Linked DNA regions of Mus musculus: region 1 is linked to region 2. A link is a contact called in ENCODE Hi-C data. All regions are on one chromosome and are shown on one strand. The core of a region is the stretch at or near the end of the contact, and the rest is flanking DNA. Distances in the headings are between cores, read along the strand shown. Region 1 overlaps Cdrt4 (CMT1A duplicated region transcript 4). Region 2 holds the start of Tvp23bos (a long non-coding RNA gene).

Region 1 (4,290 bases), core at 1,177-3,676, 44 kb after region 2:
GAATGTCATGAGGATTTTTGACTGACATTGCATTGAATCTGTAAATTGCTTTTGGTAGGATAGCCATTTTTACAGTACTAAGTCTACCAACCCAAGAGCATGATAGTCCTTCTATGTTCTAAGCATTCTTCAATCTCTTTCAGGAATTTGAAGTTTTCATTGTAGGGGCTTTTCACCTCCTTGGTTAGGTTTATCCAGTATATTTGTCTTTTGACAAATTGCCTTTGAGTCTGTAAGTAAATCGTGTCTATGGTCTTCTCTCTTAGTTTGTATGCTGTTAGCATATAGAAAGGCTACTGATTTTTCTGCAGTTGTTTTTCTGAGGGTCACTGTGTAGTCCTGGCTATCCTGGCCCTGGCCCTATAGATCAGGCTGGAGTCAAACTCAAAAAAGGACCACCTTCCTCTGCCTTCTAAGTGCTGGGATTAAAGGTATGCACCACTGCGCCTGGTTGGCTACTGATTTTTATAAGTTGACTTTTATCCTGCCATTCTGTTGAAATTAGTAATTGTTTCTAGAAGTTTTCTGTTGGAATTTTTGGAATCTCTTCTGCCTATATTATCATACCTCTGCAAACAAGGATGAATTGACTTCTTTTCCTCTTTATATCCCTTTAATTTCCTTCTCTTGTCTCACTGTTCCAGTTAGTACTCTGCACATCACATTGGAAAGGAGCAGAGAGAGTGGACAGCTCTGATTCCCAATTTGAATTAGAATTGTTTTGATTTTTTTCTCTCTATATAATGATGTTAGCTGTGGGCTTGTAATATATAGACTATATATGTCGAGTTATGTTCCCACAAGCCCCACTCTCTCCAGGACTTTTAACATAAAATCATGTTGGATTTTGTCAAAGGATTTGTGCATCTGTTAAGATGATTGTGCACGTTTTATAGACGACACCACACTTAACTCTTAACTCTTATTCATCCCCTTCTGCTTTCATGGTCCTCTTTCTCCCTGCAAACACTCCTCCATTCTGCCTTCAAATGACTGTGTCCCAATCCTGCCCCTTTCTCCCTGTCCCCTTGCCCTTAATATCTCACCTTTCCTCTTCTTGGTCTCTTTTGTGCCTAAATGGATTCATCCATTGTACACAAAAACATACGATCTATGATATATATGTGTGCATCTGTGCACATGCACAAGTGTAAGTAGCACTGTGTGTGTGTGTGAGAGAGAGAGAGAGAGAGAGAGAGAGAGAGAGAGAGAGAGAGAGAGAGAGAGAGAGATATTAAAGGACAATCTTAGGTAATTGGCCCTCTTCTATGTTGATTGAGATATTGTTTGACGTTGCATGCTCAAAGCTAGCTGTCTTTCAAATTTCATGTAATACCGTCCATTGATTCTCAGGATCACTTGCTGTGCTAGTAGAGGCTTTGCTTCCATCTGGTGATGTAAAGTCTTCACTGACACCTTTGATTCGCTTTGCAGGTATTCCTATACAGTCTACTTTCATTCTTCTATGTGGGCACTTAGTTTCCCCAGCTCAGTATGTGTCTATAGCTGTGTGAGTGTACTTCTGGGCGCTCTATTCTGTTCCATTGCCTTGTGTGTCTATATTTGTACCCACACCAGGTCCTGAACCCTGTCCATCATGGCAGAGAAGCCGTGCTATAGTAGCTTGGGGCATCAGGATCCATGGTTAAGGAGGTGGACGAATGCTTGTGTTTATCTTGCTCATTCAGCCCTGTGCTGTCCACAGGGGGTGAGCCCCACCTCCACCTCAATGAGTCTAACCAAGAGCATCCCTCACAGGCATGATCTGATCCTAGGCAAATCAGGATAATCTCTCAGGTTTGCCAGAGGCTTGTCTCCTAGGTGATCCTTGAGCCTGCTAAGTTAACAATATTATTGACCATTATAGCCTCAAACTGGGGATTAAATCCTTCCCTTCCTCCCTCCCTCCCTCCTTTCCTCTCTCCCTCCTTCCCTCCATCGCTCCCTCCCTTCCTCCCTTCTCTCCTCCCATCTTTTCTCTCCTCTTCCTGCCTCCTCCCCAACTTCCAGAACTCCCTATGCAGTTCAGACTGTCCCTTAACTGACTAAGCTCTTGTCTTAATCCCTCAAGTGTGTTGTGTCATCAGTCCCCCAAAGGCTTGAATTTCAACCTGAGCTTTTTGGAGGACTTTCACAACCCAGAAATGGCCGCATGAGGACCTGCATCCCTCACAAATCCTTCTTCACTGTGAAGAATCTTACAACCATTTGTTTCAGCTCTGCATCTGTGTGAGGGGGAACAGAAGGCAGTGCTTTAGGCCGAAAGACACAGTGACACAGATGATTAAACATGAACCCACTTTCTGGAATCCATTTTACAGCCCTTGGATAAAGCAGTTCTTTCTTTCCACTTTCCAGAGTCAGCGGAAGTGGGGCGGGGACCTTGGCACAGGATTTCGGAGAGATGGAATTAGTTAAGGCGCAGGGAAAGGGAAGCGCATGTCCGTGGCCCTGTCCTGTCCAGGGAGCACTCACACATGGGCAGGAGACTAGCTCCTTCTCTGCCACAGAGCCTCCTTTCTTCTCCAGGAAAAGCGACTCTTTCACAGCTCTTGGAAGCGAAGGAAATGGAAAGTCCCACTGCATGCTGAGCCCCTCTCCCCTCCTGGTGACTCTTTGCTTCTCACGGACAGAGGCAGAATTTGCCTTGGCTCGCAGGCTATGCAGAGGATCCCCTAGTTCGAGCTGCTCACCGCACTGCTTGTGTGGAGAGCCGGGTGCAGGGCACTGATTGGGTTTAGCAGGGGCTTTTCTGAGAAGCTGCTGAGCTCAGACCCTGCTGGCTCCACATTCCTGCATGATGAGGGAGGGATTCCAGTGTTTACTTTGAACAATGTTTTCCTGTGTTTGAATCCACTACGCGTTAAATTCTTCCAGATTTCTGGCTCCACACTGCAGCTCCAGCAGGACAGAAACAGGTTTACGGTCGTTGGCAGAGGCGCGAACGCAGGGTCAGTCTGGACACTTTCTGCATCTAGAATTTCCACTCGGTGGACAGGAAAGCCACAGCGTCCCTGTAGGCGCAACGCCTGGGAGGGGCGTGTGACCTGGACAGCAGCAGCTCGCTCTGCTAGTGCCTTTTGCATTTCCCACTCTAGAGAGCAAAAGTCAGCTTGTCTCCTCTGAGCTGCATCCGGGAACAAGAACAAGAGAGTTTTGAAGGGCTGGCAGTGTTCTCTCGGGTAGGGTAAATCCAGAAGGAATGCTTGGTGGGAATGTTTGGTGGGGTGTTAAAGACCTACAATACTTTCCAGTTCTTGGGCCTGCTCCTGTGTGAGGAGGGGCAGAGACAGAAGAGAGACAGGTGCAGGGGAGCCCCCCTCTTCCTGCTAGTAGCCAGGAGACAGAGAGGCAAAGTGACTTGGGGTTGAAAGCTGGGGTAAATGTGGGTGCCCACCACAGCAATTGAAGACTGTCGGGGTGGGGTGGGATGAGACAAGGCCTTCTATGCAGTAAAAGTTTATTTTTGTGTCTGAGATGATGAACAATTCAGGGAAAATTCTCATGGGGCCCTTGAGGATTTAGGCCCCGTGGAATCATGTGGCAGGCAGATCTTTTAAACCCTCTGTTCTTGAACCTGTGCTCTCAGATGATGGAAACCTACCCCGAAGACCCCTTCATAATTATGGGTGGGTGTATATGTGAATATGTATACTCACATACAGACAGCAGAGGCAGATGGGCTCTGGCCTTGAAGGCCTAGGGAGAGCCCAGATAGTGTCTATGTAGCCATATGGAGAAAACAGTCCCACAGTAAAATCTGTTGTTTTGAACCTGACCACTTTGACCCCCCCCCCCTTTAAATATCATCCACATTCTGTTTGATCCTTAGAAAGAAAAATGACAAAATATCGATTTTTTTTTCCATTTTTTATTAGGTATTTAACTCATTTACATTTCCAATGCTATACCAAAAGTCCCCCATATCCACCCACCCCCACTCCCCTGCCCACCCACTCCCCCTTTTTGGCCCTGGTATTCCCCTGTACTGGGGCATATAAAGTTTGCAAGTCCAATGGGCCTCTCTTTCCAGTGATGGCCGACTAGGCCATCTTTTGATATATATGCAGCTAGAGTCAAGAGCTCCGGGGTACTGGTTAGCTCATAATGTTGTTCCACCTATAGGGTTGCAGATCCCTTTAGCTCCTTGGCTACTTTCTCTAGCTCCTCCATTGGGAGCCCTATGATCCATCCATTAGCTGACTGTGAGCATCCACTTCTGTGTTTGCTGGGCCCTGGCATAGTCTCACAAGAGACAGCTACATCTGCGTCCTTTCAATAAAATCTTGC
Region 2 (4,133 bases), core at 58-2,557:
AGATTTCTTCTGGCATCTGGAATGCATTAAAAACAACCCACAGAGCTGAATATAATTCTCCTTCGAAGAGAGTGGGGTGGGGAGAGAAGAAGAAGGAGGGAGGGAGAGAGGAAGACAGGAAAACAGAGCGGGGAGGGGAAGAGGGTTGAAAATGGCAGCGACAGGCAGAGAAGCCCGTGGGTCATCCTGGAGACGTGTGCCTCATCTCACTTGTCCATGACAGCTGCCAGCATTTCTGCTCTGGGTGAACAGGGCGACATGGTTGAGAGGAGGAAGCAAGCGACAACCAGAGGGTTCTGATAGGATGGTGGGAAGGGATTCCCAGCCTTCTCCAGCAGGCTCCTCCTCACTGGCTTGGCGGTATCTGCTCTTGAGGGCGCCTCCTCTGCACGCAGCCCTATCGGCTTAGAGCACAGCATACCCGTGCTTATGGAGGCTGTGAGCAGGTTGAATTCCAGGGACCGATCGGCCTTCTCTGCCACTAACCCTCACTCCTCCAACTTCCAATTCAATTTCCTTTTCTCCTGGGCCTTGACGGAAATAGTTTTTAATGGTTGCTCAACCGTGCCACCTAGTGCTTAGCAGATTCTGTGTGAAGAGCAAGCAAAAGACAGTGGGGACATACCATCTGGGAAGGAGGCAGCTAGCTGACTGTCAGTGGGGACCAGTCTTGGGTTTGCAGACCGGTTCTTCTTTTTACTCCTGATACCAAAGGACAAAGACACCCATTCCGCTAAGCTGGGAGAGAGCTGGGCCGGGTTGTGTCTGTCCACTGGGAGGCCATGCCGAGGTACTGAAGAGACCGTGCAGAGAGCTACCAGACAGAACTACCAGGCTGGGCTAAGCTGCCTCTGGGTGTCCTTTGTCCTTCACGGGAGCAGGTGTTGGGAGTCTGATTCTTGGTAAGCGGTATTGGGAGGTGATGTGGAAACTTTAGGTTCTACCTAGTGAGAAGGCTGCCACCGTGTGGTTTGTCCACCAGTACCATAGCACCCACCAGGAAGCCTATACTAGATGCTACCATCTTGTCATTGAACTTGTGAAACCTTGAACTAAAGAAATCTTTTTCCATAATAAGGTATGCAATCATGGGTGTTTCGTTTTAGCCACGGACAATTAACTACTAGTACAACCACCCTGTCAGACTGTCTAATTTCCATGAATTTAATCAAGGACATGGGCCACCAGGAATGGTGCTTTCACATACAACAGCTACCAGCAGGGTCTTAGAATCCTCCTGGCAGGGCTTGCTGAGTGACACAGCTGAGCCCCCAGCCTAACCTTGGAGCCCACTGCCATCTTCTTGCCCTTGTAATCCTACCAGCTGCCCTCCTGGCTCTTCCTGCTCCGGGCTTGCTGTCAGCCCCCTCATGCCATGCCACCCTCAGCCCCACCTCTCCTCTCCTCCTGCTCAGCCTCATGTAGACGTCTACAAAGAGCTGGCAGTGCTTCATGTTCATGTTCATTCTGGGGTCAACTCAAAGTAGTGACTGGCACCACGGACTGGAGCCAGTGTGAGAGGTCAGATCTTGTCCACTGCTGGGTAATTTGAGCCCGTTGTGTAAGCTGTCATAGCCTCAGTTTCCTCATAGGAAAAATGGGATGATGATAGCAGCTATGCCATTGGGTTGTTTTGAGGGCTGAGTTGACACATTTAAGTTGCTTACCCGGGACAAACACTTGATAATGGTTGCTGTTGTTAATAGCTCCCCTTTTCTCAAATCTGGTTGTCTTTAAGGAGTTCTGCTTTATGGGAAAGGGAATGTGGGTGGCTGTGTTAGTCTGTGCCTGGTCCTCTAGACTGATAGTTTCCAAACAGCAAAGTAGGTTTGGAAACATGTAACTACTCTCTTAGGATATATGAGGGAGCAGGGGACTTAACTTTCTGTGGCAGAGTTAACTGTCTATTCCCCAAACCCCATGACCTTTTCCCTCTTAGACACAAGCTAAACTACATTTCCTAGCCTCCCTTGTGAGACTTCATTCTGTGCAACTTAATCAGAGCCTCTGTGATACCAGAGTGCTGCTCGCTGTCCAGTCCTCAAGGCTGGCTTCGTCTCCATCTTTCATTTGATTGAAGAGGACACCAAAGTTCTGGGAGAGATGAGACAGAAGGGTCCCCTGTTCAGAGGGATGAGAGAAGCAACTCCAAGCAAAGAAAGACAAACTTTACCCCGTTAAGCCCATAAAATGTATCTTAGGATCATTTTATACTAAGCCAACGTGTTAAAATAAATTTTGCGATGTTATCTGTTAATTTTTCTGTCTTAGGGTGTTCAAGTTTTAATATGTATCGAAAGATGAAGAAGTTCACATTTACAAGTCAATGCTCAACATTTTAATAACGTATGAACATCTGGGGTCTCCTCTCTGTGGTATTTGAGTGACTTAAGCCCTCCTGCAGGCAGGTGCACACACAATTGGTGACCTTTGGAAACACTCTGCCATCTTTTCATTTCTCTGTGTGACCTACTGTCACCTGGAGAAAGCTCAGGGAAGATGATCAAGAAGTCAAGTGAAACAGTTTGCCGAGGGTCTTAAGTGGGTTGGAGGAATAGCTTAGCATGTCCTGTAGGACAGTAGAGTAAGTATGGCTGACAGCAGTTAATTTCACAATAACACAGGGGATTTTGAATGTTCGTGATGCAAAGAAATGATAGCTTTTTAGGGTGGTGGCCTGTGCCAACCGCCCCCACTAACCATTATATACCAATATCACGATGTCACGCTAGATCCCATTAAAACGTAATTATACTAGCAATGGAGGAAAGCAGACTGGGAATTAGAACACTAAAGAGTTTTATCTCTGATTCTAACTTGGTAACTACAGGCAGGGGATGTTTCCAAGTCCTGGGTGTCCAAGTCCTTGTCTTCAGAATGTGGTTTCTCTGCTGGATGGGTCTACAAGCACTTCTTATCTCTAATGTTCCACGGACTCTGTCGACGTCTGGTTTCAAGTGGGTGTGAGCTTCCTTTGGGACTAAGAGTTGAACAGCTTTAAAGCATCCACAGTGAAGCCCTTGCTCTGCCCTGCTTCTGGCTAAGCTGCCCCATGGAGACATTTCCTAGTTGCTCTCTGGGAACTTGCATCTGCATGGGCAACTTAAGACTGGATCTGAGATGGCCTGTTTTCTCCCATTGAGAGGGATCCATGGGTCCTCAGAACTCCAACTTCTTGTAGCTATCTCCTCTTTCCAGTTCCTGCTCCCACACTGCTTCCTGTGAAGAAAATTCTTGTGTTCCTAAAGACCCCAACGCCCAAGCTGTCTGTTCCAAGGCGATGTTCTGAATTCCAGATGTTTGTTCTCAATGGCCTCCAAACATCTCTGAGGCCAGCATGCTCCTGGCACAGCCGTAGAGCATGTGTTCATATTCTAGTTAGGACCAAAGTCAAAGCAGGAGTGGCTGTCCTCAGGGTTGAGATTTTAATATGATGCTAGAGCCTCGGTGTGAGCACTTCCTCTTCTGAGCTTTGACCAATCCACAGATAAAAAGCAGATTAGTGTGTATGAAAGGAGTTCCATTTTCAAAGCTTGTGTTTGGCTTACCACAAGGAGAGCTGTGCTCATCATAATTATGTCATTGTTAGCATCTTCATTCTGGCTCATTCCAGTTCATTCCAGTTCATTCTGGTTTCAGTTTCACCTGATGATAGAACATATAACCTTGCCAAGCAAGTTCACTTAGTCATTTCAAATATTTTCCTAATTTTCTTCCCCTTAATTTCAGGTCTAGCATTCTTCAACATCTACTGTGTCTCTTGCAGAAATATTGAGAAAACAAAGGTTGGCGTAGTTATGCCACTGTGACAAATTGCCCAGCAAAGACAATATAAGGGAGAAAAAGGAATTCATCTGGGCTCTTTTCAGAGAGTTTAGTCTATCCTACCTGGGAAGGCATGGTGGAAAGACTCCGTTTGTAGTTTGAAGTAGAGGATGCTGGCATCAGAGGTTGAGCTAGAACCATCAAAGGCCTACCCCATCGCTCTACCTCAGCCAGCCAGGCTTCCTAAGGATTCAAAATATCTACACCCACTGAGGTCAAGCATTGAGGTCCTGGGCTTGGGGACATTTTACATTCAAACCACAATAGGTGGAGTGAGCGGGAGTGAGAGGGAGGCATCAGCTGTAGGG

Evidence for each region. Hi-C counts contacts between places; a loop is a spot of excess contacts on that map.
Region 1: a map of gastrocnemius shows a loop between it and region 2 (2.6-fold over the local background). The contact joins the enhancer-like site here to the promoter of Tvp23bos in region 2. A Hi-C loop is called at or near these places in 3 of 37 maps with a recorded cell type or tissue (gastrocnemius and heart).

Annotation. Positions count from the first base shown.
Region 1 is chr11:62,964,490-62,968,779 of GRCm38, forward strand. All of the region lies in intron 1 of Cdrt4 (CMT1A duplicated region transcript 4), which reads left to right. Among named protein-coding and RNA genes, the nearest start is that of Cdrt4os2, 15 kb to the left of the region's middle. RefSeq lists an enhancer at 1,289-3,791. Within about 2 kb of position 2,427, at least 3 of the 3 ENCODE cell types and tissues checked have a DNase peak (open chromatin) inside an H3K27ac peak, as active enhancers do; they include gastrocnemius and heart, where a contact is called at or near this core.
Region 2 is chr11:62,921,324-62,925,456 of GRCm38, forward strand. It overlaps Tvp23bos (a long non-coding RNA gene), which reads right to left and starts at 1,308. Exons shown (of 3, transcript XR_388723.3): 1 at 1-1,308.